Linked DNA regions of Homo sapiens: region 1 is linked to region 2. Evidence: chromatin loops called from intact Hi-C (ENCODE). Cell type or tissue: ascending aorta. All regions are shown on one strand. Links, peaks and the distances in the headings refer to the core of each region. The heading gives the core; the rest is flanking DNA.

Region 1 (12,426 bases), core at 1,523-9,522, 52 kb after region 2:
TGCTGCAGCAAATACATGGAGAGAGGGTTGACTCCCCCACTGTGTTGCAATAGCATGATTTGAGGGGTTGATACCAGCTCCATGGATGGACTCTGTGGTCTACACTAAACAATTGTAATTTGGTCCTCTAAGTAGAGATTGGTTCAGGAACCTAGGCCTAAGCCCGTTAGGGAATGGATTGATTCAGAAACGGGCATGTGGCTCAATTCAAACCAACGCAATGCAAGAAGTCTGGGTTTCTGGGTTTCTGCTCTTCAGAGAACCACAAGACATAAAACTCTCTCCCACTGGATGTGAACAGAGAAGCACGGAGTCCTGACTGAGCTGCAGCCAAACCACGACTCCTCAGAAAGCTAGTTTGTGGATGAAACTGATATTGCAGATGTCAGAAGATACCTGGATGCTTGAAGACCAACCACACTGAGCTGCTGGATCAAACAGCCCCGGAGTGCACCATAACCTTGGATTTCTGTATGCGAGTCATTTCATTTTCTCTTAAAGCTGACTTTAGTGGAGTTTCTTTTTCTTTGCAATTAAAACACCCTAATGGTCCCCCCTCAATTTGGACGAACCCTCAGTCTCATGGTTCAGCATGCTTCTCACTCAATGTTCACCTAAGTGCGGGTGCTTGTCTATTAGCACCTTAAAAATGCAAAATGTGAATTGAAATTTCTAACATGATATTTTTAAGTTTGTTCTTTTATAATCTACAATGTTTCAACAAATTAGTGTTGCACACAATAAAAATTGTGCAATTGCAAGTACACAAACACACAAATACATTATTCCCTCCAAAACGTTGATTTTTTTTTCCCCTCGTTAAGATTACACTAAGTAGACAGTAGGGCTCTAGTAAAAACAGTGAGCAAAAACCATAGTAACAGGCATGACACCAAGGATATCACAATAGCCCACATTCTACATGAGTAAATAGTCTGTTTGCTGCGCTACTCTGTGGTCAGGTCTGCGCAACGCTAAACATCTGGTTGAAAACTAATCAAGTAATAATGAGGGTCTCCAAATAGTCATGGCTTTCGAATATGAAATAGAATTTTATATGTTAAAGTTTTCATCCCACAATCTACCTATAACACAGTTTGTTGGAATTAAATTAAAATCTAAATGTTAACATTTGTGTACTTTGCAAATTAAGAGTTAACATATTGTATTCCTCAATTACTCCATAGACCAGAACTAGAAAATAAAACATAAAATTGAAGTCCCTGTACTTTTCCTTAATAAGGTCATCTAAATTTTGAGACTCCTATACATTTTCCAGATGTAGATTCCACATTAATTTCACAATTTAATTTTGAAACATACATTTATTTCAAGTGTTCACAGATGTTAGAATTCAAATACTCATATTTAAGACACATACATTCTCTGGCAGTAGTAAATATATACTATATTTTTGAAGAATTCACAGAACACTTCAAAAAATGTTTGTGTAAGGTCGAAGAAAAAAGTAACGACATTTTAACTGAAATCTGCCTCATGACAATTATGAAAGAACAAAAGCAGATAATTAACCTGTTTATTGTAATATAAACACCAGTAAGTTTTAGATAAACTATCTAATGAATGGTCTAGAATATAACAATATGGTAAACATCATCTCCAAACAAATTTTTAAATATTTGACTTAAGTGGAAAATAAAAAGCAATAGTATTGGCATTTGCCCAAGACACTCACTTGCAGGTTCCTGTATTGATTTTCTAGATCTACAGAGTATCTTTCATCTCGAGAATTCCAATGTAATGTCAAAAATCTTGAAAATAACCAGGGGCTAACACACTGCCTAGTTCTCCTCAAAAAACTCCCTAAGCGATTATATATCCATCAACATGTAAGAATCAGCTTAAACAATTATATTTAAAGAATAACTCTTGGAGGCCAGGCACGGTGGCTCACGCCTGTAATCCCAGCAGTTTGGAAGGCCGAGACAGGTGGATTGCTTGAGCCCAGGAGATCGAGACCAGCCTGGGCAACATGGCGAAACTCTGTCTCTACAAAAAATACAAAAAATTAGCCAAGTGTGGTGGTGGGCACCTGTAGTCCCAGCTACTCAGGAGGCTGACGTGGGAGGATCACCTGAGCCAGGGAGGTCAAGGCTGCAATGAGCTGTGATCGTGCCACTGCACTCCAGCCTGGGTAACACAGTGAGACCCTGTCTCAAAAAAAAAAAAAAAAAAAAAAAGACTCCTCTCTCTCCCTCCTCCTGTCTTTCTCTTTCTTTCTCTTTCTCTCTCTGTCTCTCACACACACACACCCCACACACATGACCACATACATAAAGAAAAAAATACCAAATTGATTATTTGGATCTGAATAAATAGGCAGTAACTAACTATTTAGCCTAATGTTTTTAAGCTACTATCATCTGATATATTTTTGGAGACTCTCAAATTTTCTGCCTAGATTATTAAATTTTCACTTCTTCATTTCAGTAATAATCTAACATAGTGAATGCAAGCATGCTCTGGGTTATTTAGGTGTCTGATTTCATTTGTGGTTGTGCTTCTTGATTACATGGTCATCAGGTAACATCACTTTAAGTTTGGTGGGCTATGCATAGATAGACTTAATAGATCAAGGTTTTTTTTTTTTTTTTTTTTTTGAGACAGAGTCTAGCTCTGTCACTCAGGCTGGAGTGCAGTGGCGCCATCTCTGCTCACTGCAACCTCCCCCTCCCAGGTCAAGCGATTCTCCCACCTCAGCCTCCCAAGTAGCTGAGACTACAGGCATGTACCACCACACCCGGCTAATTTTTTTGTATTTTCAGTAAAGAAAGGGTTTCACTATGTTGACCAGGCTGGTCTTGAACTCCTGACCTCAAGTGATCCACCCACCTTGGCCTCCCAAAGTGCTGGGATTATAGACATGAGTCACCGTGCCCAGCCTAAGGATTATTTTTAACTCAGTGAAGGTAAATTTCCTTGCAGACCACAGAAGAAATACATATTTTGCAATATTCTGAATAAAGAAAAGAGTTAGCAGAATTGCATCGCCTCAAGAGCGGAGCCTGCCAAAGACCACAGAGGAGGGGAGGGGCAGACAGGAAGATTGTCAAGGTTAGGTGCAAATTTGTTTCACTGATGCTGTTAATTTGAATTAGATTGGTTTCATAACTTTGTTTGGATTAAATGATACATTAATCTTATTTTACAATTGAAGAAGATCTGTGTAAATAGAGATGTATAGGTTTGTATTTTTACATATTCATATTAAATACAATAAAAAATAATTTAAGGTTAAAAAAAAACAGCTAATTGAGTCTCCTGAATTCTTTCATTTACACACACACACACACACACACACACACACACAATAGGTTTCTTATTAAAATTTACCATTTCTCTGAAATTTCACCACAAATTAGCAGAGTGGGAAATTCCAGACAACTGCTAAATCATGGCCTAACCCAGGCTCCATGGCCTGCATCTTGCTAGCACAAAATGCAGTCTTACGACATATTCTTAAATACACAGATTTTCATCCAACAATATGTCTGCTTATAGCTCTCCAAACAGAGGTTTCATAACATAGGTTCTGGCATTAAGGGAATAAAAAAATAAAAATAGTCACTCTGATTCAGTTCATTCATTCAACCAATATTTATTAAGTGTACAGTACACTGTAGCAGGTTCTGGGGATACAATGCTGATTTTCTTTTCTTTTCTTTTCTTTTCTTTTCTTTTTTAGACAGGATCTCGCTCTATCTCCCAGGCTGGAGTACAGTGGCACGATTACGGCTCACTGCAGCCTCGAACTCCTGGACTCAAATTATTTTCTCACCTCAGCCTCCCAAATAGCTAGTATTATAGGTGCACCATCATACCCAGGTAATTTTTTTTTTTTTTTTAAGAGAGGATGTCTCACTATCTTGCTCAGGCTGGTCTCAAACTCCTGGGCTCAGGCAGTTCTCTCACTTTGGCCTTCCAAAGTGCTGAGATTATACGCATGAGTCCCCACACTCAGCCACAATGCTGATTTTCGAAACAACAGCAAGGCTTGTGCCTTCATGAAGCTTGTGACCAAGTGGAGGAAATAGCTATTAACCACACAATCACATAATCAAGAAGGTAATGACTAACTGTGGTAACTGCTCCAAGGCCACCTAGTACTTTGAGAAAGTTATACAGACAACCAAGTCAGGCTTCCTCAATCTAGCAGTCTATTGCCAAAAAGGAGCCCTTGCTTTGATCTAGGAGTTGATTTAGACTAGCTTTCTGGCTGACAACACAATGAACACAGCTTTAGAAATCACACAAGTCACACTTTAAATAATCTTTCATAATCTTCTCTCTCAACTCTCAGGAACACAGCTGACCCTTACATTGCAATTTAAGGAAAAAAATTTCATGTTGATCCACCAGGAGAAGGAAAAAGAGAGGAAGAGGAAAATGAAGGGGAAGAGGAAGAAAAAAAAGAGAGAGAGATGAAGCCTGGCCAACATAGCAAAACCCCATCTCTACTAAAAATACAAAAAATTAGCTGGGCCGTGGTGGCGCACACCTGTAGTCCCAGCTACCCTGGAGAGTGAGGCACAAGAATCACTGGAACCCGAGAGGTGGAGGCTACAGTGAGCTAAGATCACACCATTGCACTCCAGCCTGGGCAATAGAGTGAGACCCTGTCTCAAAAAAAAAAGGGGGGAGAGAGAGAGAGAGATGAAAGAAAAAGAAGGAAAAAGGAAAGAAAGGAATGGAGGGAGGTTAAAAGGAAGCAAGGAAGGAAAGAAGAAAGGGAGAGGGTGGGCGAGAGGAGAGAAAGGGAGAAAGGGAGCGGAGAGAGAGAAGGAAGAAGGATGGAGGAAAGCAAGGGCAGAGCGGAAAGAAGAAAGCTGTGATATACAAGCTGAGCAACGCACTCTCAACTCACACCCCATCCAATGGCTCCCATCTCATCAGAGCAAAAGCCAGTGGCCCTCCAGAGGCCAATAAGTCCTCAGGGAACCACTTCCCTAGACAATCTCTCCACCTTGAGCCCTGAGTGGGGATGGTCTTCCCTAGATATCTGTGTGTCTCACCCCAACTTTCTTCAAGTGTTCGCTCAAATGATGCCTCAGGGAGGCCTACCATGCACCCTTCGTATAATGCCCCCTCTTCCCCACAGTCTCGCTCTACTCTGCTCCATAGCACCCTCGCCCTCTCCTGTATTCAGTCATTTCCTTAATTTATTATGTTTCCTGCCTGCTCACCCAATGTCAACTAGAATACAAGCTTCTTGAGGGCAGGGGTTATTTAATGTTTTGTTCATTGCTCTATCACCAGCAAGTTAAATTACGCCTGGCATGTAATAGTCAATCAACAAATACTTATTGAATAAATGAATGAATGAACATTTTGGCAACAGCCTTACCATAATACCACAAGGGACCCCTGTCTTACAATGTTACCCCCATGCAGGCCAAGGACAGTACACAAATGTGCAGTTAATAACTATGTTAAAATAATTTTTAAAAATACATTAAAATATATCTCAGCTGGGTGAGGTGGCTCATGCCTGTAATCCCAACACTTCAGGAGGCCAAGGCAGGAGGATTGCTTGAGCCCAGAAGTCTGAGACCAGCCTGGGCAGCATGGCGAGATGGGATCTCGCCATGTATAGATATGGAGAGAGAGAGTACTTACTATGGGCCAGGCACTGTGTTAAGTGCTGTCCATGAATTATTTGTTTCATCATTGCCACAACCCTGTCAAGGGTATCTTTAACCCATCTTACAGATGAGGAAACTGAGGCAGAGAGGTCGGGTAACCTGCCAGCGGTACACGGCTGGCAAGAGGAAGAGCCAGGATCAGAGCAGGGTTCAGATCAGGGCCGTTGGTCTCCACAGCCCAAGCACTCAGCTACTTTCTTCTCCCCACCTGTTCAGTGAATGGAGGCCTACAAAAGGCCGCAATAACTCAATGCACATGGGCAGCAGCCCAATGGTCTGCCCAGTTCAAGAATAATTTCTAGAGCATCTAGCAAAGTCCAGAGAACAGATAGAATTTATCATCATTATAAAAAAGAAGAGGAAGCCCATGTTGAGGGTGGGGAGAGAGCAAAATCTATCATTTATGGATTACTGTGTAATGTACTAGGCAGTCATGCTTCAGACAAATTCCTATAAGTATTATTTCCTAATTTGTATAAATATTGGTCAGCAGTTTGGGGTTTTGCTCTGACAATTATCCAAAGTAAAATTACAGTATATGTTACAAATTACGGACAGGTCTACCCTCCTCGTGAACCAATAGGGTTGAGGCAGGGTCTCCAGAATAAACTACAATGTGCCATTCACTCCACAGGAGGTGGCCCGGGATGGCAGCCAGAGGCAGAGCCATCATTTCCCAGGGGATGGTTCCAGAACCCCTAAACACACAAATGGACCCTTGAAGTCCAAGCTGTAGGCCATTAAGGATACCCACAATAATTCTTACCAGGCAAGTGTTTTTAAATGAATTTTACCAAATACTATTTGTAGCTGGGTTTTTTTAATCTTAGTAAGGAGCCAGAAATGTCTTTAAACATTTTTACTTTTCAGAAGCTTAAATAAACTGAACCAATCATGCAGTGTGCTTAGCAATGAGCCTTCAGAATGACAGTCGGGCTTTGGAAGGGGCTACCTTATGTTACACTCCCTGATGATCATGAGATGTCTATTTAGACAACTCCTTGTTATTCATAATAAAGCCATCAGCATATGGGGTAATGCTTTCTAGTCTGTTTTCCTCAACTAAAAATATACGCCATCTTAACTGGTAAAAACGATGTACTAAAATAAAATGTGAGAAGGAAACACTCAAGGAGAGAACTGTTAGGTTCTAAGTATTCCCCATTTTAAATTGACACGCGCTAGGCGCCAAGCCCTGCGATAAGCTTTCAGGACACAGAAGTGAATAAGAGCCCCATTCCCACCCTGAGAAACTTGAAGTTGTGGAGAAAACAGACCTAGAAGCAGATTAAACCAGCAAGTACCAGAAAGAGGGAGGAGCAGAGGGAGTGATCGATTTGGCCTGGGACCTCAAAAAAAGGCACCGTTACACCGAATCACAGAGAATAAGGGGATTTTCCCAGACAGAAGGCACAAGAGAAACATTTGAGGAATCAGGAATTGAGAATTATAACTTACACAAATCGGATTACCTTCTTGTGGGAAGAAACTCCCAGGCAGGAAGTGAAGGGAATAAAATAAATACACACCATCATGATTGGCATTCGCACGGGCGGTTACCCTACTGCCCCTTCACATGTCCGAAAACTGACTGCGACAACCTGATAACCTAAGTAAGTCAGAACAAAGGATTCAGAAAAAAAAGAACTTGAAGCACGAGTTCTTGCCTTAGGAAATGTTTTCTAGATGGGTAAGAGAAAGGAGAACTATACCAGTGCATTCAAATTGGCATATGATAACAACTGATCCCTGGCAGATTGAGGCTGCCTGTGCAGTACTGCGTATGTAAGCTAAATACTCTACTCAAATGTATCGTACAAGGCAAATGGAAAGAGTGTTTTTCCATGGTTCCCACTTGCACGGGTCATGTCACGGGTCATGTCAGCATCTAATGCAGGTTTCAAGCCGGTTTTAGTCCAGGTTGTTGGAGGCCAGAGCCAAGGCCAGCTTCTTAGACGGCGGGACCTGTGCAGATGCACAGGGACCATACACAGAAGATCCTTACTTTGTTTAATGCTCTACTGGCACCATCTGCAAATCCTTAATAATTTTATCTTTGAACTTGTGTTTTGGACTTGAAGTCCAACACGACACAGAACATGTGAATGAGCAGAGGAGACAGGCACAATGCCCATGTCTGCAGTTCCCAGATGTCACATGCATAACATTGGCGATGCCCAGGAGCACAGAATTCCTGTAGCCCATGATGAGTGGCATTCGGTGACACCCAAACCAAGTACACGGCAAGTACATGCCACATTTGTGTCAGAGTAACAGGGCACCGACAGCTCCAGGAGCCACACTCTGCATTTCAACTAGAACCTTTTTCCAAAGTAATGAAAGGAACACAAAAGACCAAGGAACCCTATCATGTTCGTTATGACTCGTGTTATTTTGTTTTAACCAGCCAGCTACACAGAAAATAGTGAGGTAGAAGGAAAAGCAAAGAGAGGGCTCCACATCATTCCTTGTCCTTTCCATCCTCCCTTACTCATCAGTAAGCCAAAGGCAGAGAGTGTCATAGAATGTGCATACATCAGGAGGAAATAAAAACAGGTGAGTTAGTGCTGTACGGTGTTTCCACCTTTCTGGTAGGAACAAAATACTCCTGTACGATCTGCAAATTATGCATTGTGTCATTATCAGTGAGTCCCCATATGAGTTAAATGCTCTTATATTTGCATTGAAAACTAGCATTACGGCAAGGCGCTGTGGCTCACACCTGTAATCCCAGCACTTGGGAAGGCTGAGGTGGGCGGATCACCTGAGGTCAGGGGTTCGAGATAAGCCTGGCCTACATGGTGAAACCCCATCTCTACTAAAAATACAAAAGTTAGCTGGGTGTGGTGGCACACGCCCGTAGTCCCAGCTACTTGGGAGGTTGAGGCAGGAGAATCGTTTGAACCTGGGAGGCAGAGGTTGCAGTGAGCCGAGATCGTGCCACTGCACTCCAGCCTCTCCAGCCTGGGCGACAGAGCAAGACTCCATCTCAAAAAAAAAAAAAAAAAAAGAAAAGAAAAGAAAAGAAAACTATCACTGCACAACATAAAGATGAATGTTAAAATTAATGCTAGTAATTTAAATTTTAAATTATTCTTTCCTTAGAATGGCACTAAATAGCAAACAAAAATACTGTGAAAAGCTAAGAGAGGCTGTGAAAATACAGCAAAGGTCTATATTTCAGTACCTTTAATGGCCCTTTTTTTCTGCTTTTTGAACAAGGGACACCACATTTTCATTTTGCACTGTGCCTTGCAAATTATGTACACAGCTCTTGTGTGAATTCATGGTTTTCAATATATATAAATATAGAAATAAATGTAGCTGTATTTGTCTGATATATGTATATATGTATACATATGTATATCTATACATATATCTATGTATGTATACATATGTATATCTATACATGTATGTATGTATACATATGTATATCTATACATGTATGTATGTATACATATGTATATCTATACATGTATGTATGTATACATATGTATATCTATACATGTATGTATGTATACATATGTATATCTATACATGTATGTATGTATACATATGTATATCTATACATGTATGTATACATATGTATATCTATACATGTATGTATACATATGTATATCTATACATGTATGTATACATATGTATATCTATACATGTATGTATACATATGTATATCTATACATGTATGTATACATATGTATATCTATACATGTATGTATACATATGTATATCTATACATGTATGTATACATATGTATATCTATACATGTATGTATACATATGTATATCTATACATGTATGTATACATATGTATATCTATACATGTATGTATACATATGTATATCTATACATGTATGTATGTATACATATGTATATCTATACATGTATGTATGTATGTATACATATGTATATCTATACATGTATGTATGTATGTATACATATGTATATCTATACATATATGTATATCTATATATCTATACATATGTATAGATATACATATATGTATATCTATATATCTATACATATGTATATCTATATATCTATACATATGTATATCTATACATATATGTATATCTATATATCTATACATATGTATAGATATACATATATGTATATCTATATATGTATACATATATGTATATCTATATATGTATACATATGTATATCTATATATGTATACATATGTATATCTATACATATATGTATATCTATATATGTATACATATGTATATCTATATATGTATACATATGTATATCTATACATGTATACATGTATATCTATACATATATGTATATCTATACATGTATACATGTATATCTATACATATATGTATATCTATATATGTATACATATGTATATCTATACATATATGTATATCTATATATGTATACATATGTATATCTATACATATATGTATATCTATATATGTATACATATGTATATCTATACATATATGTATATCTATATATGTATACATATGTATATCTATACATATATGTATATCTATATATGTATACATATGTATATCTATACATATATGTATATCTATATATGTATACATATGTATATCTATACATATATGTATATCTATATATGTATACATATGTATATCTATACATATATGTATATATGTATACATATGTATATCTATACATATATCTATATATGTATACATATGTATATCTATACATATATGTATATGTATATATGTATACATATGTATATCTATACATATATGTATATATTTTGTATATGTATACGTACATATAAAAATATCTGTAAGTATGTGTGTATATGTATATATGTATAGCTATACATATATATCTATATAGGTATTTAGCTCTGCCCATCAAAAAGACCCACAAGCAATGATACTCTAACAGCAAGGAGCTCACTCGAAACCACTCTACACAAAAAGACCCAGGGCTCTGAGGAGAAATGGCTGCTTTGGGATCAGAGGAAATACAATTTGAACTTTGAACATGTTGTACCAGAAATTATTGATGGGCATATCAAAAGGTCATAAAAGACATCTCGAAGTACTTTCCACTGACTAAATCTGAAACAATTTGAGCATCAAAATAACCTATTGAAAGAAATAAAAATTCGTCAGTCTATAAATAAATAAATAAATAAATAATTTGAAAGTTTGATAATAAACATGATACATAGTCTCAAAGTAACTCCTCACAAAAGTCCTATTAGCTACAAAGGGAAAGAGAATCTGTTTCCAATGGAGAAGGCTGGCAGACACGAGGAGAATCAAGTGATCAAAGTTAACATCACTGATAATGAGACAAATCAACACGGTGTGCCATCTGATGGTATGCAATAAGATGTCTGCCAAATATGCGTAACTTGAATCTGATATTACAAAATTTAGACAATCCCAAATTGAGGGATATGCTACAAAATAATGCGTGTAATCTCAAAAGTATCAAGGTAATGGAAGACAAGGAAAGACTATGGAGCCAGTCCAGTTTGAAGGATGGTAGGAGATATGATAAGTAAATACTCGGGGTGATTGTGGACTGGGTTTTGCTACAAAGAGCACTACTGGAACAATTGGTGAATGGTATCTGAATGGCATCTGAGGATTACAAGATGGTAAGGTATCAGCGTAAATTTCCTGATTTTGATGGCCATATGGTGGCTATGGAGGAGAATGGCCTTGTTTGCTGGAAATGCACATAAAGTATTAAGCGGTGATGGGACGTCACGTCAGCAACTTACACCCCAGTGACTCTGGAAAAACTAAGGTTCTTGTACTATAATTGCAACTTTTATGTAAATTTTAGATTGTCTCAGAATAAAAATAATTTAAAAGTTTGATAATGAAAATAAAGTAAAAGATTATCAGTTCTCAGTGAACAACAACAAAAAAGTTCTGGGTAGAGCTCCTGTAATCTCTAGGGATTACACCTGTAATCCCAGGTACTCAGAAAGCTAAAGCAGGGGGATCTCTTTAGCCCAAGAGTTCAAGACCAGCCTGGGCAACACAGTGAGACTCTGTTTTATCTAAACAAACAAACAAACAAACAAACAAACAAAACAAAACAAAACAAAAACTTCTGGGTAATATGTGTCTTAGCAGAACTCCTTTAAGACTGTTCCAACACCCTGAACCCACTCTGCTTTTAGGTAAATCCTATAACGTGAAAGGCAGAAAAGTGTAGAAATACTGCCACCTACCGGTTATGGAACAAATATATTTAAGTTAATAGAAAAAAAGAATTCTGAGATTTACTTGGTTGATGGAAAATGGAGCTTTTAAGGGACATTAACCTTAGAAGTTGTTGGAGAGCAATGGAAACAGAGGTCTTTTAACCTTGAGGCATGCCTAGGAATTCAATCTGAAACTCAGAGCAGATGGCAGATGGTTTTTTGATTTTCAGATGAGCCCCAGGGCATACTCTAGAATGGGGAGTTTAAAGAGAAGAGGTTCATCTAGAGGGTATAATAAAGACAAAATAATTTTTCACTCCCCACCCCAACCTCAACAGCCTTGGCAAAGATGAATTCCCTAGAAAAGAGAAGAAATGGGAGTAGGGTACCAGGCCAGGACTCAAGGAGGGAGAAGACTGCTAGCAAGGCCTAAGCTAACTCGTGGGGCAACATTGTAAGACCCAGAAGAGGAAGAATATCCTCTTCCTCCGAGCAGGTGCAGCTCCACGGGAGAAGTTTCTGACCTTACCTGGAACTGAGTCAATTTAGAGAGCTGAGTGAATTACAGGGGTAGAAGAAGCAGCGGAAAGGCGCTGGG
Region 2 (12,426 bases), core at 2,308-10,307:
TAGTAAATATGTGTTGAATAAACAAAATAAAAATGGAAGTGCATGCGAATAGTTCTCGGCGGTTCACAAAGTCCTTTTGCACCCATTACGGCATGTGTCCCTCACACCTTTACTTTGAGGTCAATACTATCCCCTCCTTTCTATAGATGAGAAAACTGGGAGTGCTCAGATTTAGTTTAGTGTTAGTCCCCTGTGGCTTTTTAAAATTCTGTTTTGTTACTCCTGCTCTTATCATTATTACTTCTGTCCCTGTCTTTTTTGGGTCTGCACTGTTGCTTTTTTCCTTACTTCTTTCTTTTTATTTTTTTTTTGTTTTTTATATTTATTTATTTATTTATTTATTTATTTATTTATTTATTTTGAGACAGAGTCTCACTCTGTTGCCCAGGCTGGAGTGCAGTGGTGCAATCTCGGCTCACTGAAACCTCCGCCTCCTGGGTTCAGGCCATTCTCCTGCCTCAGCCTCCTGAGTAGCTGGTACTACAGGTGCCTACCACCACACCCGGCTAATTTCTTGTATTTTTAGTAGAGACGGGGTTTCACTGTGTTAACCAGGATGGTCTAGATCTCCTGACCTCATGATCTGCCCGCCTTTCCTTACTTCTTAAATTGAAACTCAACTCGCTGTTTTATTAAACATTTAAAGTCAAAAATCTCCCTCCATATATTCCTTTAACTACATCCCACAATTTTTGATAGTGTTTTTACAGTTATTTAGTTCAAAATATTTAAATTCACTATTATGATATTTTCTTTGATTTATAAATTATTTAGAATTATTTATTCAGCTTTTGAAACACTGATAAAACACATGATCTTTTTGGCTATCTTTTTGGTTGTTGCTCTTAAATTCTGTGCTATTTCAGTCAGACTTGTGTTATTAACAATATTAAATTATTTGATTTTGTTGAGATTTCCTTTATCGTCAAGTACATCATGAAGTATTTTTAAATGTCCCATGAGTGCTTGAAAGACTGAAAGTTACATTTGGTGGCCCATCTTGGGTTAGGGGCTGCTGGACTTAAAGCTACCTGCTATTTCTGAGGAGAAACATAGGTTTATAAAGTCTTTGCTTCCATTTTAATAACACTGCAATAAAATAGTAATATTTCTGCTGATGTACATTTTTGGGCCGTTTTTCTCATTTGCTGTGTTAATTGCTTTACAAACATAACCTTAGTTAATTTTTACAATATCTTTAGAGAGTAGTGTTCCCAGTTTACAGACGAGCATATGTGGCTTATAAAGGTTAATCAACTTTCCCAAGGCAGCTGTGCGGTACAGCTGGTTTCAATCTGGATTTGTATGACTCCAAGGTCCACACCTGTGAGTACAACACGCTGGACTGTCCACGGCAGTGAGCTGCCAGGTCTGAGTGGAGCTGGAGCCATGGGAAGTAGATAATCCCTCTTCCCTCCAACTCAAGGAATGTGGGCTCTGTAGGTTACGGGCATCCCAGATAAAAGAAACACATGGTTCCAGCAGGGACTGTTTCCCCTGCTTGATCTTACAACAGCAAATTATTTTCTCCTAATTGTTTCCAGTAGGGATTGAATCAAGTCTCAGCTGCTTATCAAAACCAGAAGCATCATGTATTTTGGAATGAGAAAGACTGGGCAAGAGGGCCTTGGAGCGCCAGGCCAGGAACTGCCCACAACCATCAGGGGCAACTCACTTCCCCTCACGCACAAGGAGGATTCTTCCTCCCTGGACTATCAAAGCAGTCAAGTGTACCTTCTCTGTTTTAAAATGTATCTAACTTAAGGCCAGTCACTGTGGCTGACACCTGTAATCTTAGCACTTTGGGTGGCCGAGGCGGGTGGATCACTTGAGCTCAGGAGTTTGAGACCATCCTGGGCAACATAGGGAGACTCTGTCTCTATAAAAAAAAAAAAAAAAAAAAAAAAAAAAAAAAAAAAAATTAGCTGGGTGTGGTGGTGTGCTCCTGTAGTCCCAGCTACTCAGGAGGCTGAGGTGGGAAGATCATCTGAGCCCAGGAGGTGAAGGTTGCAGTGAGCCGGGATCACGCCACTGCATTCCAGTCTGGGTGACAGAGGGTGACAAAGCCAGACTCTGTCTAAAATAAATAAATATACTTTAAAAAATAATAAATAAAATGTATTCAACCCAGGGTTGCATGTACTGAGATATAGATATAATTATACCATTAAGACTGAAACAGGGTTGAGCACAATGGCTCATGCCTGTAATTCCAGAGCTTCGGGAGGTTGAAGCCAGTGGATCATTTGAGCCCAGAAGTTCAAAACCAGCCTGAGCAGCATGGTAAAACCCTGTCTCTACAAAAACTGCAAAAATGAGCCAGGCGTGGTGGTGCACACCTGTAGTCCCAGCTACAAAAAAAAAAAAGGACTGAAGCAGAATATATGTGAAAGGAGAAATAAATACACCAGGCCGGGCGCGGTGGCTCACGCCTGTAATCCCAGCACTTTGGGAGGCCGAGGCGGATGGATCACGAGGTCAGGAGATCGAGACCATCCTGGCTAACAAGGTGAAACCCCGTCTCTACTAAAAATACAAAAAATTAGCCGGGCGCGGTGGCGGGCGCCTGTAGTCCCAGCTACTCGGGAGGCTGAGGCAGGAGAATGGCGTGAACCCGGGAAGCGGAGCTTGCAGTGAGCCGAGATTGCTCCACTGCAGTCCGCAGTCCGGCCTGGGCGACAGAGCGAGACTCTGTCTCAAAAAAAAAAAAAAAAAAAAAAAAAAAAAACAAAAAAAGAAATAAATACACCAAAAAATCTGTTAATACAGTTACTTTGAGTGAGCATTCAAATACACTGTGAGCTTTCTGGTCACTTTGGCAAAAAAGGAAAAGTGGTGGGTTCTGTAATTTGAAATACCTGAGGAAAGAATGCAAACTCATTCAACAAGGGGGACTTTTTTTTTTGGTAGAAGATCTCTAAAATCCCTCTGCCTGTAGGTTTTATAAGAGCTCAAAGCACATGAAATTAATTCATCTCGCTTGTTTAAACTTCTTCATATTGCTCACTGTTATTGACTACAAACTTCACCTAACGCGAATATTAAACCCACCCATGTGGAAATAACAATTGGCTTTAGCAATAACTAAGAAACTAGTGAAGCAACTCTGAGCCACCACTGCATAGTGTAAGGTACTGGTTAAAATTATGGGCTTTGTAGTCAGAAAGATTGGAATTGCTGTGAATACTAAATACATCTATAAAGATTACCATAGAGCCTGGCAAATGGTCAGTTCTCAATAAACTATGATTTCCACATAATGGGGGACTTGCATTTGACTTTGGCATGCCATAACACTCAACAATCCGACCATCTGTCTAAACGTAAATGTCACCAGTTACAACCTAACCATCCCATCATCTCTCTAAGCCAGGGGCTGAGCATACTCTAGGTCTTGACTGCCTGGGAAGTCTTGGCTCTGCCTCTTACCAGCCATGTGTCCTTGGGCAAGTCTCTTAACCTCTCTGGGCCTCAATTTCCTTGCATATAAAATGAGAATGATAATGGTACCCACCCAATAGAATTGCTATGATGATTAAATAAATGAATATATGTAAAGCGCTTAGGGCAGTGCCTGGTGCTTCATAAGGGCTGTATAAATATTAGCTATTGGCCGGGCACAGTGGCTCACGCCTGTAATCCCAGCACTTTGGGAGGCTGAGGCAGGCAGATCACTTGAGGTCAGGAGTTCAAGACCAGCCCGGCCAACAAAACGAAACCCCATCTCTACTAAAAATACAAAAGTTAGCTGGGCATGGGGACGCACATCTGTAATCCCAGCTACTTGGGAGGCTGAGGCAGGAAAACTGTTCGAACCCAGAAGGCAGAGGTTGCAGTGAGCCAAGATCATGCCACTGCACTCCAGCCTGGGCGACAGAGCAAGGCTCTGTCTCAAAACATTAAATAAATAAATAAATAAATAAATAAATACTAGCTACTGTTACAGTTATTCCCCAACAGAAGAGAAACTAGGCTAACAAATGAAATATATGCCCAATATACATATTTTGGAAGCTCTTTACCACCAGAAAACACACCAGGAATTGAAGTGGGAACTTGAGTTTTGTTTTTTGTTTGTTTGTTTGTTTGTTTGAGATAGGGTCTTGCTCTGGGTCTCGCTCTGTCACCCAGGCTGAAGTGCAGTGGCATGACCATAGTTCTCTGCAGCCTTTAACTCCCAGGCTCAAGCGATCCTCCCACCTCAGCTTCCTGAATAACTGGGACTAAAGGTGTGGAAACTTGAGTGATGTTTGTGTTTGTGTTTTCACTGGAGTTTTGTGGAAGGCCAGATAAGATGTCTATATTCCAAATGCTGAGAGATTGTATTCTGTAGCTGAAACTCCTAGTTCCATATTTGAATAATTATTGAAGCAAATTTGGATCCTATGTGAACATACAGAGCTATTTTCAGTCATTAATTAACAGAGACTTACTGTGGTCATGTGGAAATGGACTCCATTTTCTTTTCCAAAGAATTTACCCACCACAGTTTCATCTGGAAACTGGCCAGCTGGATGAGTCTCATGTGGTTAGTGCTTAATCAGCAGGAATTAACCAGGGACCTTCACTAGAGTGGACCTACCCCAGTTTGGAGACCACTGGAACACAATACAATCTTCAGCAAGTTTCTTCATCTTTCTGACTCTGTGTTTCTCCTTCTGTATAATTCAAACAACCATCTCTGCCTCACAGGGCCATTTACATGATGAAATAAGATGACACAGGAATAAGACACCTCCTAGCTCGGTGCCTGGCCAACAGCAGGCACTTGCTAACTATGCTTTTCATCTATTTTCTTTCCTAACAGATGTGGCCTCTGCCCGGAAGTGAACCTTGAGGTGGCTGACCCTTCTTCATCAAGCAGGGAGCTGTGGTTCAGGGCAGGAGCCCAGGGAGCAGGGGCGATGCAGGGTGTCACTGAGCTCAGACCTCCTGAGTTTGTGAAGTCCAGGAAGCCCCAAGTTGGCAGCGGCCACATGGGCAATTGTCTGAGCAAGGGGAAGAGGTTTCTGGGCCACTGTCAGTACAAACAGGGGCTTCCTCAAAGGCATCAGCTGCAGGCCGAGGAACGGGAGAGCGGGATGAGGCAGTGAGGGTCTTTGGAGGAGTTCTGAAAGCTTGTCTGGGGTCCCGCTTCATCTTTATTATTGTTACAAATTAGTTCCATGAATCAGTCAGGTCATTGAGGTTACTCTGAAAGGAAGCATTTGAGAAGTGGGAGGATTTCTTCTTTCATTGTTGGGTGACTAATACAACAATCTTTATTTATATATTAGTCATGGGATTCTGTGAGTATTTTAGGAAAGAATAGGGACCTTTCATTCAACACCCAAAGTCTCTGTTTTTAAACTCTTCAGAAGGCCCTGGGAGGAAAACACCTACCCAGCTATCTTTTCCACCCAAGTAAGAAAACAAATGATGCTGAGAACAGCTTCCACATAAAATAGAGATGCTGAATTCATCCTTGGTTTTTAAAGCATCCACTGAGAAATTCTCAGAAAATGGAGCAAATGGTGTAGTGTTCATCCACAGACACTGGAAGAAATAGAAAAGGAACATTCTTTAGTGAAATGAAACCCTTTGAGTTCTGGGTGCTTCACAGTATTTGGGGACTCCCCTTGTGGCGCAAGCTGCAGTAGGAGCTACAGGAATTCAAGAGACAGCAGGAAATCGCCAGTCAGGGGAAAACTGGGCAGAGAGGAGGGCAAAGTACCAAATACACCCTCACCAGGCTGGGCAGACTTTCAAAAGCTGAGTAATGATGTGGCATTGTTGCCTGAGTGCCCAGATTTTACTCACCCTCATGTTTGGGTATACAAAACATTATTTGCGGATCTGGAAGGAGAGATACCCTCATGTCATGGTGAGAGTTAAGTTTAATCATTCAGAGATACAATAACCCAGTGATTCCTAAAAACAGAGCTCACATCAAATGAGCCCCCTGCTGTAGAAATCACGATCTTCTGACTGAAAGATTTCTTTCTTTTCTTTTTTTTTTTTTTTTTTTTTTTTTTGAGGCAGAGTCTCTCTCTCACCCAGGCTGGAGCGCAGTGGCATGATCTCGGCTCACTGCAACCTCCACCTCCCAGGTTCAAGCAATTCTGCCTCAGCCTCTCGAGTAGCTGGGACTACAGGCATGTGCTGCCACACCTGGCTAATTTTTATATTTTTAATAGAGACAAGATTTATCCGTGTTGGCCAGGCTGGTCTTGAACTCCTGACCTCAGGTGACCTACTGCCTCAGCCTCCCAAAGTGCTGGGATTACAGGCGTGAGCCACCACGCCCCACTTAAGATTTCTTTTTTAATTGTCAGTTTCTAATGTATCATTACTTCTTCCCCAAATCACTTAAATCAGACACTTGATTTCAACCAATCAGTAGCTTCTACAGGAAGTGTGGCCTTAATCCTTTGCTTATTTTCCAAAATGTGCCCATGACACACCCAATGTGTAATCAATACATATTGTTGCCTGTGTCTACCATACCCTGGAGACTGAGCCAAGAACAGAGTGATATAAACAAAACATAAACATACGACAAGTTAAATAACAACCCCAAACAATGAACACTGAAGATACAACAGAAAATCTATGTTTAATTTGCAAATAACACTAGAGAAGATGAAACACCAAGTTCCATGCAGAGAACCAGCTCTGTGGTCCACAGTGGGCTGGAAGTCTTAGGGGAGAGATAGATGAGTCTTGACATAAACCTTAAAATATAAGTAGAAGTTAAAAAAACATGAGAGGCCAAAAGAAGACATTCCAGGGCAGAAAAAATATATATATATGTGTGTGTGTGTGTGTGTTTGTGTGTGTGAGTAAAGGCTAGAAGTCTGAACAATGTTGGTAAAGTTTCTTAAAGGGAAGCTTTATCGCCTGAGACCAGGACCAACCAGCAGAGAAAGCAGTAAGTAGAAGAGCTAATCTGATCTCTACCTCTTTAATGAAAATGCAGAGCCCCAGTTGGGGGCACAAGGGGAATCTCTGCTTCCCATGGGCCCTCAGCCCCAAACCTTGGGGAGTGGGTGGTCCCAAGGGATTGCAATCTTGGCTCTTGGAAGTGCCCAGTACCTAGACCAGGAGCAGGTGAGAGGCCCCAAAGTCGCTCACCATCCCAGGGCAGGCCAAGGCACTTAGGGCCCATGCTGCACCCGACTCCTCTGCACACAGGGGTAGAGAGTGACAGGAGGCCATGGACCTCCCCACCAACACCCCTAGGCAGAGAAAGACAGGGCTCTGGAGCAGAGTGCAAAGGGAAGCTGCGCAGGGCCAGGTACCCCAGGAGGCTGGGTGCATGCGACTGCGAGCAAGTCCCAGAGAGGCAGTGGGAATACCTGGTGCACCCCTCCCATCGGACTTCACTTACAAAATGCAAATTCCAGCCAGGCACAGTGGCTCACGCTTGTAATCCCAGCAATTTCAGCGGCCGTGACAGGCAGATCATTTGAGGTCAGGAGTTTGAGACCAGTTTGGCCAATATGGTGAAACCCCATCTCTACTAAAAATACAAAAATTAGCTGGGTGTAGTGGCGCATGCCTGTAATCCCAGCTCCTCAGGAGGTTGAGGCAGGAAAATTGCTTGAACCTGGGAGGCAGAGGTTGCAGTGAGCCGAGATCACACCACTTCACTCTAGCCTGGGTGACAGAGGGAGACTCCGTCTCAAAAATATAAATAAATAAAACGCAAATTCCAATAAGATTAAGAATCTCAGGATGACAAACACAAAGCCTTAAGCCCCAAGCACAAAGCCCTTTCTGATCTTGCAGCCCTGAGTGACTGCACGGGTCTCCATTCATGAGGGACCTGCCGGTGTTCCACGCAGGCTGCCCTCCCTGCCCCAGGAACTCCATCTACTCCCCACCCAACTTTAGATTATGACCACTTTCTAAACAAGTCTGAAAAGCTGCTCTGCTAATGGTTTACCAGCACCACCGGTGGCGCATATGCTGTGCTCACCACGGGAGTCAGTCCCTGGTGGATCTGGATCTGGGAGCGAAGGTGGCCCTGTGCCTTCCCTGGAAAGAATGAAGAACCCGCCGGGAAGGTGCCCTTTCCCAGTGAGCTCGTGCTCACTCTGCAGCGATGCAGAGCCCAGAGAGGAGGACCTAGGGCTCACGGCAGCATCTTACGAGTCAAGGCCTCAGATGTCAGCGAAGGCTCAGGCAGTTTATTCTTGCACAAACCACAGTCAGCCTTGGAGACATGGAGAAAGAGTCAGGTGACCCTGAAAGGAGCTGGAGTTTCAACAGTTCACTTGTCTTTACCACAGTCAGAAAAATACCTTTTATGGTGAAAACAATTAACTTATTCTCACTTCTTTGGTTCATGTGTCCAAAGTTTCTGGAATTCTTTTAGCTAACCCATTTGCCATTTAATAAGGGCCTTCTAGAGACAAAAGCTTCCAAACACAAAGAGGTGACCATTTGCAAGAACTTGAGGCATTGTTGCATGTTGGTAAAAAGGATCTTTTTAAAAACAAGCCTTTAGGCTGGGCTCAGTGGCTCATGCCTGTAATCCCAGCCCGGGAGGCTGAGGCCAGCAGATCACTTGAGGCCAGGAGTTTGAGACCAGCCTGACCAACACGGTGAAACTCCATCTCTACTAAAAACACAAAAATTAGCCAGGCATGGTGGTGAGCACCTGTAATCCCAGCTACTTGAGAGGCTGAGGCAGGAGAATTGCTTGGACCCCGGAGGCAGATGTTGCAGTAAGCCGAGATCGTACCACTGCACTCCAGCCTGGGCAACAAAGTGAGACTCCATCTCAAAATAAAATAAAATAAAATGAAAATAAGCCTTTATATTGCATCAAAGGATAGCAGAATAGCCCTCCTATCCCAGGAACATGGATGCTGTTCAAGTCTCTGTATGACACAAGAGACCCTTCACTGCCCGAGTGCAATTTCTCTCTGCCTCATAGACAAGGGGAACAAACTCCGGCAGAGCCAAGCAAGGGTGTGAGGGGCCAGGTGTATTTCCATGGCACATTGTTGGCAGCCACGCAAACAGGTTCTGGTTATTTATTCCTCATCATTCCAGAGGCAGCAGGGACAGTGACTCCCATAGCCTGGCATATCACATCTTGTCACTCTGTCAGGGAAGACTGTCTACATAAGAAATGAAGGACAGAATCAAATCCTTTTCATAAATCACCAACTGACTCAATTTGCAAAACCCAAAATAGTAATAAAGTTACACAAAGTCACAGTGTATGTAACTTTAAGCATTTTCCCATTTTTGCACCTCTTCTTTTTTTAGCCAACCAGGATCAAAGGCCAAATATCCTATCTGGAATAAGAAATCCTTAAGAAAAATGAGTATGGGTCTTTTTGGGGTGCATCTATTATATCCTTCCATATTTCATATCTTCCCAGAGAAATAGTGTTTGTTTTTATTCCCCATACCTGAGAGAATTCTAGAATCTCAGTCTATTTCAGTTGTCCAGAGAGGAGAATCGAAGGCCCAATAGCTTCCTAAGAATGGGTCCGGGCTTAAACACAAACAAGGCTCAGCTCTCATGAACTTTATCACAGAGCAGGAGGGGGGCAAATAATAAACTAGGATTTTTTAGTTTATTTATCTGATAGGATTACCAGATCAAGGTAAGTGCTCTGGAGGAAACAGGGTAATATGCGGGGATGGGGAGTGACTCCAGCTGATTCCTTTGGGACCACAGGAACAGTGAGTACAAAGACCCCAAGGCAGCCAGTCACATCATCCTTATTCAATGGGCCACTGATGCTGACGATAAGGAGCAAAGCTGAGAAAAGTATGGGATGAGATCAGAGATAGCCAGGACAGGTACGTGAGGCCTTGTTGGTGCTGGTGAAGAGTCTGGTTTTTATCATAAGTTCAGAGAAAAATTGACAGAGGTTTTGGTGCAGGAGGAGGAACACCCTCTGCATTAGGTTTGAAAAGGTCCCTCTGGCTACTGTGTGAAAAAGTGGTTGTAGGGCCTGTGTTTTTTGCTAGAGCTGCTGTACCAAAGTACCACTACCTGAGTGGGTTGAAACAACAGATACTTATTTTCTCACTGTTCTGGAGGCTTGGACTTCAAAATCAAGGTGTTAGCAAGACCATGCTCCCTCTGAATCCTCTAGGGGACAATCCTTCCTTTCCTCTTCCTAGCTTCTATTAGTCCCAGGCAGTCCCTGGCCTGTGACAGCATCACTCCGATCTGCCCCATCGTCATGCGGCCATCTTTCCTGTGTAACTCTGTCCCTTCTCCTCTTGCTGTAAAGACACCAGTCTGATCGGATTTGGCCCCACCCTCATAACTTTGTTTCACCTTGATTATATCTGCAAAGGTCTGATTTCTATAAATAAGATTACATTCAAAAATCACCTGAGAGTTAGGACTTAAAGATAGCCTTTGGGGGACATCATTCAACCAATAACAGGGCCAGAGGAGCAGAGGCAGGGGCTTTTAGGAGGGAAGGAAGAGGTGAGATTCTAAACACATTAAATCTTGACTATGTTTCATAACTCTACCCACAAGACTTGTGGAGGGTGAAGGAAAGAGGACAATTGAGAGTGACTTCTAGAATTTCAGATAATGCAACTGGGAAGATGGTGATGCCACTTACGGAGATGGGAGAGTAGGGGGTAGGTCAGGCTTAGAGGGCAAATCAACAGCTCTATTTGGGACATGTTAAATTTGAGATCCCTTCTAAACACCCAAACAGAACTATGAAGAATATGCTTGGGAGTAATGTCTAGACCTCAGGTGAGGGTCTGGACTGAAAATGTAAATTTGGAAATTAGTAACATGCAGATCTTCATTTTGATTTGAATTCCATCATGAGACCGTTGAGATTTTGAATAAGGCAATAATATTAAAACAAATGATAAAAACTATTTTCATCATCTCATATGTTTCCCAAGAAAGTCATTACTTTAAACTTCCAAGCGAAAAGAGAATATCATGAGGCCAGAATATTTTTTAAGGTGAGTAGATGCCTTGGTTTATGTTGTGTATTTGAAAAAGTGATTGAACCCTGTGTTGCTGGCTTTGTTACTCAAGAACTTCTGAACTCCTGGATTTGGTTATCTGTCAAGGATAGGTATATCTTGTCTGGCACCAATTTTTTTCATGTTTTGAACAAATATTTATAAATCTAAAATAAGCTGTAATAAAGAGTCTGGCTCCGTGGATTGGTGGGGCTTTTAAGCCTCACCCATCCCTCTCCAGCTCCCACATCTGAGCAGGCTGATAGGAAGCCTGGGTGTTCCCTCTTTGGCACCAGCAGGACACGCAAGTCGTGCAAGCCCCTTCCCATGCACTGGAACCCTCACCCCAGCCCCACCCATGGCCATAATAAAAACCTCAAGCCAGTCTCCTTTCCCTGCTTTCACAAGACATTTTCAGACCAACCTGGGAAGCTTTCCTTGCTCTCCCCAAAAGCCTGATAGTGTGTGTAATAAACCTTTTTACAGTATCTTTGTATGTGTGTGGCATCATCAGTCTCAACATCCAAATTTTGGGTGCAAGTCTATCCTGCTTCTTCAAAGCTAACCTCCCAGAAATCAGGGATGAAGCACTGTCTAGGAAAGAAAAGACATGCTTAGCATTACTATATAAAAGAAAAAAGCAGCTTAGGGCCTGATGAAACAGCTGGATCCATGAGAGAGGAATCTCATGAGCCTGGGGTCACTCAGTAAGACCCCCACCTCCTTAGCCTGGCTTTTCCATGACGCAGTAAGACCCTCCCAGCTAGCCACCGCTACAAAAGCCATCGGAGGGAGCCATTCTCCACGGAGCAGCAGCAGCAAAGCATGGGTGGAAAGAGGACTGGGGGCTGGCTGGCCTTCCTTGGGGAATTCTTTTCCAATACAAATCAAAATCTACTTTGCAAGCGAAGTGTTCGTAAATTGTAGAAATTCACCTCATGGTATAGGGGCCAGAGGATGAGTAGGGGAGAAAAAGAGATGAAGAAAGGATTATGAAGCCTTGGCCAGAGTGAGAGGGCCAAAATGACACCCTCTAGCTGGTCAGAATAAGACAAAGGATCGAATTACCTGGAAAGCATATGCGTCTGTGGAGTGAATATTCTTTCCTCTAAACCACTCAGAGTTTTCAGGGGAAGTCCTCGGAGAATCAGTAACCTCTAAACATATTACATCTTGACTATGCACCTGTTTCGTACTTGTTAGCAGGAAATGTGCACTAAATTACAGGAACGCACAGCCAGGAAAGAGGGGTCGTGGTCTGGGTGCAAGTGGCAGATGTAAGGGCAACGTGGACAAAACCCATGGAGGTCGCAAAAGACACAAGAAAACACACCCTTTGGTCTGGTTCAGAAGGAAGCAGGAAGGAACACACGGGGACCTTTGGGTGCTATAGAAAGAGGATGAGAGAGCTGGGACTGCACCCTAACAGACGGGAAACTCATTGAACAACTCTCTTCCTTGATTTCTCTTCTA

Evidence for each region. Hi-C counts contacts between places; a loop is a spot of excess contacts. Peaks named below come from ENCODE experiments on the same cell type or tissue, not always from the same donor. Only the 100,000 strongest peaks of a DNase experiment are listed, where the experiment ranks them.
Region 1: a loop joins it to region 2, with 2.1 times the contacts of the local background. A loop is called at or near these places in 2 of 110 quality-filtered maps.

What each region holds. Positions count from the first base shown.
Region 1 is chr6:159,642,882-159,655,307 of GRCh38, forward strand. No RefSeq gene overlaps it. Among named protein-coding and RNA genes, the nearest start is that of SOD2, 44 kb to the right of the region's middle. In ascending aorta, for the core only: no CTCF peak of the experiment used is centred there; no DNase peak of the experiment used is centred there; H3K27ac peaks cover 232 bases.
Region 2 is chr6:159,589,670-159,602,095 of GRCh38, forward strand. It overlaps LOC105378085 (a long non-coding RNA gene), which reads right to left and starts at 5,963. Exons shown (of 3, transcript XR_943179.3): 1 at 4,434-5,963. RefSeq lists an enhancer at 4,561-5,760. In ascending aorta, for the core only: no CTCF peak of the experiment used is centred there; DNase peaks (open chromatin) are centred at 4,939 and 5,712; H3K4me3 peaks cover 281 bases; H3K27ac peaks cover 2,126 bases.